2 separate regions of the Homo sapiens genome follow, and region 2 is linked to region 1. A link is a contact called in ENCODE Hi-C or POLR2A ChIA-PET data. All regions are on one chromosome and are shown on one strand. Each heading gives the region's core, a stretch centred on a gene start or an enhancer-like site at or near the end of the contact. The rest is flanking DNA. Distances are from core to core; before and after follow the strand shown.

Evidence for each region. A loop is a pair of places that touch in the nucleus more often than their neighbours do. ChIA-PET counts read pairs that join two places held with the same protein, here RNA polymerase II (POLR2A). Pooled maps may share reads with other maps.
Region 2: a pooled map shows a loop between it and region 1 (2.5-fold over the local background). The contact joins two enhancer-like sites. A Hi-C loop is called at or near these places in 5 of 168 maps with a recorded cell type or tissue (CD4-positive, alpha-beta T cell, Calu3, cardiac septum and 2 more) and 9 of 50 pooled maps. POLR2A ChIA-PET finds 5 or more read pairs at or near these places in 3 of 52 experiments (AG04450, activated T-cell and activated naive CD8-positive, alpha-beta T cell).

Annotation. Positions count from the first base shown.
Region 1 is chr16:17,204,009-17,207,392 of GRCh38, forward strand. The region is part of intron 3 of XYLT1 (xylosyltransferase 1); the gene reads right to left. Among named protein-coding and RNA genes, the nearest start is that of XYLT1, 270 kb to the right of the region's middle. Within about 2 kb of position 1,828, at least 4 of the 41 ENCODE cell types and tissues checked have a DNase peak (open chromatin) inside an H3K27ac peak, as active enhancers do.
Region 2 is chr16:17,378,009-17,381,001 of GRCh38, forward strand. The region is part of intron 1 of XYLT1 (xylosyltransferase 1); the gene reads right to left. Among named protein-coding and RNA genes, the nearest start is that of XYLT1, 91 kb to the right of the region's middle. Within about 2 kb of position 1,508, at least 16 of the 41 ENCODE cell types and tissues checked have a DNase peak (open chromatin) inside an H3K27ac peak, as active enhancers do.

The sequences.
Region 1 (3,384 bases), core at 578-3,077:
GAATGCGTTATCATCCTCTGAGGCTCAGAGAGGTCAGCACATTTCCCAGGTCACACAGTGAGTGAGGACAGAGGTGGGAGGGGAAGCTGAGTGTTGCCGAGTCCAAAGCCAGCCCTGATATTTCCACTTGCTCTCTGCAGAAGTGGAGATTTGCGATATAGAGGATAGGTGTAAGGACTCTATGCTGGTCTTTAAAAAGGGCTTGGATGTTGATGCTGAGGTCTTTTACAACTTCTCTTTAGAGTTTTAAAAGGCAGAACAGATTTACAGACAGACACAGACATGGATGCTTTTCTTTTGGAGAAAGGGCAGAGTCCTGTGAAATCAAAGACAAATCACTCCAGCAAGAGAGCTCCCTTGGCTTAAATATAAAGTCATCTTTGGGTCAGACAGTTAGTCTGGGGAGCTGCAAAGAGAATGGGGAACAAAAAACCCAGAGCTCTTCTGAGTACAGCTATTCTGGGGAAGGGGTGGGTGGGAAGGAACAAAAATATCTAAAGAAAGGAGACATGCAGAGAAGGAGAAATAGAGATGCGGATGGGGATGGGGGGCAGAGGGGGAAGACAGCGAGTCAGGAGAAAGATCAACCATTTACTGAGTGCCTACTATGTGTTAAGCAATTTCTGTGCATGATTTTATTCATTTCTATCAAAACTGCTATGAAAACAGAGCTATTATCTTTCTATTGTAGGCACAAGGAAGCTGAGGCTTGGAGAGGTCCCAGTTATAAAGTAGCTGAGCTGAGAATGGAGTGAGTCTGTGATCCCAGAGCCCTGTCATGGTCACCATGCTCAATCAAACTGTCCTCATTTCAAAAAGAGGAAAATCCGTCCCTAGAGGAAATGTGTCAGCTTTCAGCTGCAGGACAGATATAACAATGACATGTGGTCAGAGCTATGTGGGTCTTTATGAACACGGAACTCTTTGAAAGACCAAAACCCAAACAGTGCCCAGCTCCAAAAAAAAAAAAAAAAAAAAAAAAGAATTTAACAATGTAATCAGATTCCCATGGCACAAAACAGAAAATAAGTGGAAAAATCAGAGTGATTAGAGGCAGCAGGAGAAGCTGACTTCAGATGAATGTTAACAAGCCAGGTTTATCGAGAGAGAATATCAAGTATATTTTTGCAGTGCAGGTGTGAAGGCTGAGGATGATGGGGGGTCCCGGAGAGCTCCCCCAGTAGATAGCTGTGCTGTGTTAGTTCTGTTACTCAAATTCCCTATTTCTTAGCAGCATTGTGGGTCAAACGAGGACTATGTAATCCTTGGGCTCCAAAGACATAGCAGAGATGAAGGTGCTTTGCAAGGGTCAACATGCTGTTCCACTGTTGTGGTGCTGGCAAAGATCATGTTAGCAGTGTCCTGCAATAATGATTTGGGAGGAGAAAGCAAGGTGCAGGGGTTTAGAACATGACCTGTGGTCAGGCAGATGTGAATGACCTTGGACCTTTTATGCAATCTCTCCAAGCCTTAGTATTCTGATCTGTAAAATGGGTATGTATAATCACAGAATCCACCCCACATGGACATTCACATCCAGAAGAGAGAGCACAGTGCCTGGCATCTAGCAAATCCTCAATAAATTATACTGTCATAGCCATCATTTCTATGTGGCTGCTCATCCACGATGATCAGGATTTAACCAACAGGCCCAGCTCCAGAGTTCTACCTCAAAGCTGCACTGACTCCCAGGGCTGTGTGTACTCTAGAGCCTGCTGCTTGTAAATAAACATCTACAACCGGAATTTCCCTCTGCAGCGTATGCCCAGACCACAATTAATAACAAATGTGAAGGAGCTGCTTGACTGGAATAGTTACTCTACCAACAAAGCCCTCGATTCTATTTATACTCTGAAAGGGCTGCTTCCGGCTGCTGCAAGGGGCACTTTCTGACTTACTTCCAACTAAGAGGGTTAGTTGGGTCTTGGGAACACAGAGACATGGAAACAAGGTTGTATGCAAATGAGGCTTGGGTTAGGAAGCTCCCAGCTGGAGCCCAGCTTCTATGCTGCCTGGGAAGGTGTGACTGGGATTCAGAGCTGGGGTGTAGAATGCAACCTTGCACTGTGTGGATTTAGGAAAGACACCGCCCCTCTCTGATTGTCAGTTCTTCATTTACAAAGTGGGAAGAGAGGTCCATCTCTGACCCCGCTGGGTTCCAGGGTGATTCATGATCACAGATGAGGAAAAGTTTCACAGCGGCAGCAGGCGCGTTGCAGAGGAGCGGGATTCGTCTTACTGGGGGAGAAAACCTGCACGCTCAAGGTTCTTTGTTAGATCTGGGTGGGAGATGCCTTTATCCTAGTGGGAAATTTTAAAAGAGGTTTTCTGGTGATTAAACTTGGGAGCTGTCTGGTGCCCAGAAAGAATCCCCTGCTCTCGATGGGTTTAGAAAAGGCGGTGCTGTGTGGCGACAAGCATACTGGATAAAGAGCAACGAGGTGGATTCAAATTCCTGCTTCTGCTGTGAACCAGCCACGGGGGCCTGGGCAAGTCAATTTCTTTCCTTGGTCCTGTAGAATCTCAAAGACTAGTAACGCTATCAGATGCATGTCAAATACTTATCATGCTTGCGTCAAATACTTCTCATGGTGGCTTGCGTCTGTAATTCCAGCTACCCTGGAGGCTGAGGCAGAAGGACTGCTTGAGTCCAGGAGTTCGAGGCTGCAGTGAGCTACGATGGTGTCACTGCACTCTGGCCTGGGTGACAGAGTGAGACCCTGTCTCTAAAAATAAATAAATCAGAAATAAACAAACACTCATTATGGCCTAAGCACCAGTCAAATGTGATCTCATTATTTAATTGTCCCAAGGTCTCAGGAGGCAGGTGCCATGTTAGCAGTTGGTGCGAGAATGGAAACCACCACTTGGGTGTGCCAGACTCCAAAACCCCTATTTTGGAAAAACCCAAATGAGGGAGATGAAATTTCTGGATATTTCTGGAAATTTCTGAATCATCTGGAATTCTAACCCGATCCAGGAGTTAGCATTGCCACATAGAGAACTGTACTCCCTTGAGAGTCAGGTTGGTTTTCTTTTCTTTCTTTTTTTTTTTTTTTTTTTTTTGAGACAGAGTTTCACTCTTGTCACCTAGGCTGGAGTGCAATGGTGCAATCTTGGCTCACTGCAACATCTGCCTCCCAGGTTCAAGCAATTCTTCTGCCTCAGCCTCCTGAGTAGCTGGGATTATAGGCACCTGCCACCACGCCTGGCTAAATTTTTTGTATTTTTGATAGAGACAGGGTTTCACCGTGTTGGCTGGGTTGGTCTCGAACTCCTGACCTTAGGTGATCTAACTGTCTCAGCCTCCCATAGTGCTGGGATTACAGGCGTGAGCCACAGCGCCTAGCCCAGGTTGGTTCTCTTGATACCTGTCAGTTCGTT
Region 2 (2,993 bases), core at 258-2,757, 170 kb after region 1:
TCCCTTGCTTCTTTCTCTCTTGTTGAATTGGAATAGGTCAAACCTGTCTACAGTACTCAAATGTCACGGGGGTTTCCTCCACTAGGCATGGGGCAGAGCTTATTCTCAATAAATGTTCGAGAATGAAACGTCAGCAATTAACTAGCAGGCAACTTTGGAGAGGATTTCACTTCCCCTATAATTAAACACAACAAATGGCACGAATGTTGAAGGGACAATATGCATGGGTGTGTGTGAGAAAGAGGAAGAGACTGCAGTTCCCATACCAAATAGGTATTTATTTGTTCCAAGACTTTTTTTTTTCACCAAAAAATGCTTTAATATAATCACCTTTTAAATAATATACACTGTCATCTTGATTATGTCTATTGGGCTTACTCAAAGAGGCCAGGACCTTGCAGAGAAATGAGCCTGAGGTTTCCTTCTGCCAGGTCACCAGTCAATGGATATTTCCCAAAAGGTGGATCTTTTAATATATGACTGCATAATTTAACCTAAAATCCTAGTTAGTATTCTAGCAAGATGTCTCCTTCTAATTGAGGTAATTTCTAGGAATATGTTGCTAAAAGTTTCCTTTTCTTCAAATAAAGCAATAACTGCCATTTATGAAGCACGTATTAGGTGCCAGGTACTTCACTGGCCTTAACTCTTTGTAACTCATGTTTTCACCGTCACGACAACACTGTAAGGCAAATTACGACCAGTTCACAGCCAGGAAAACTGAGACTGAGGCAGAAAAGTAACTGGCCCAGTGCTGCAGAACCAGTAAGAGGCTGAGCTGGGGTTAGAACCTAGGAATGACTCTCAAGTCCAAGCTCTTTATACTGTATTCTCCTAAGCTCAGATTAAAACCCACTCCATCCCCTACTTTCTTAGTATTTCTTCATAGACAGAATATTTCAAGGAATTTAACTTTTACCACAAGGGATACAAAACAAGGAATGAGAGGACCTGTCTTACCTCCGCTTTATCACAACCACTTTGCAAAGTTACTGAGATTCAACAGCTTTGTCTGCTAAATGGGCACATAGCCCTTCAACCACTCCTTTGCTTTGCTGCCAGAAACAAAGGAAAAGGCAGGAAAAAAGTGCATATTTCTTCCAGAATTGTCAGAGGCCAGCAGATCTTCCTGCAGGATGTCAGCCTAAGCAATCTTTCAAATGCTCCCCGGGCAGGCAGCCCAACCCACCACACTCCGCTCCAAGGAGACACCTCCTAAAATAAACCCTGCTAACTTCAGTTAGCTCACCCTAAAGACTATATATAGAAGAAAAGACTCAGGAGTTCCCATTTGGCAGCAGCTTCTCCAAAACTCAGCGCAAATGGCTGATTTCTAACTTAATCTCCAACATCTGACAGGCGGCTTTAAATCAGGGAGGCCGACTAAGAGATGGAAAACCTCTGTGAGGCCAGCCCAGCCTGCCTGGGGGCAGAGACACCCCAGGGCTTTTCAGCAAACTGGAATGGCATGAAAATGGGAACCTGGCCCCCGGAGGATGCGGGAGAGAAATTAGACAAGGTGTGGTGGGTGGGAGCAGGATCCAGCCCAGCCAGGCCACTGGGCATGTTGTGGGGGTAGCTGGGGGTAGAGGACAGTGATCTGTACAGAGGCACTGCTGTGAATTCTGAATCTTGGTGTCTTCTGGGCCTCATGTTATCCTAGAGAATAACAGAAAGCCAGGGAAAGCTTTGAGTCTCCACATCTATGAAATGAAGGATATCTCTCTCTCTCTCTCTCTCTCTCTCTCTCTCTCTCACACACACACACACACACACACACACACACCCCTTACCTCCAGAGAGCCAGACATTCACTCTCAAGACACTTTTGAAAATACTGGTCTTTCCAAAGACCATCATTTGTATTTGTATTTGAAAGATTGCTTAGGCTGAATTCTGTAGGAAGACCTGCTGGCCTCTGATAGTTCTGGAAGAAATATGCACTTTTGTCTCCATTTTCCTTTGTGTCTGGCAACAATGCTAAGAGGTGGTTGGAGGGCTGGGAGCAGTGCCTCACACCTGTAATCCCAGCATTTTGGGAGGCCAAGGCAGGCGGATCACTTGAGGTCGGGAGTTCGAGACCAGCCTGGCCAACATGGTGAAACCCCATCTCTACTAAAAACACAAAAATTAGCTAGGCATGGTGGTGCACACCTGTAATCCCAGCTATTCGGGAGGCTGAGGCAGAAGAATCACCTGAACCCAGGAGGCGGAGGTTGCAGTGAGCTGAGATCATGCCACTGAACTCCAGCCTGGGCGACAGACCCAGAATCTGTCTCTAAATAAATAAATAAACAAATAAATAAAAATAAAAAGAGGTGGTTGGAGCGAGATGTGCCCATTTAGCAGACGAAGCAGTTGACTCTCAGTAACTCTGCAAAGTGGTTGTATATCCCATGGAAGGATATACAAGAAATTGTTAGCAATGATTCCTTTAAAGACAGAGACTGGAAAAGAAGGAGAAGTCTCCTATTTTATATCCTTTTCTCATGGGGGAATTTTGTTATCACATGCTTATACTCCTTATATTTAAAAAGCAAGTGTCATTCACAGATGGAGGGATAATAAGGTGGCTTCTCAAAAAATTAAATATAGAAAAACTAGATGTCAAATGCTATATAATCAGCAATTCCTCCTCTGGGTTCACAACCTAGTGAAAAGAAGGGGCTTGAACAGCTATTGGCATATCTGTGTTCAAAGCAGCATTACTCACAGTAGCTAAAAGGGGAAAGCTAGCCTAGTGTCCCTCCTGGAAGATCTGCGTGGATAAACCAAATGCAATACACACATACCATGGACTAGTCAGCCTTAAAAAGGAAGGAAATTCTGACACATTCCGTGACAGGGACAAACCTCAAAGACATTATTTATGCTAAGAGAAACCAGCCAGTTACAAAAGGACAAATACTGTGTGATTCCACTTATAGGAGGTACTTAGCGTAGTCAAAATCATAGACACAGAAAGAAGAATGGCAGTTTCCAGGGGCTGGGGG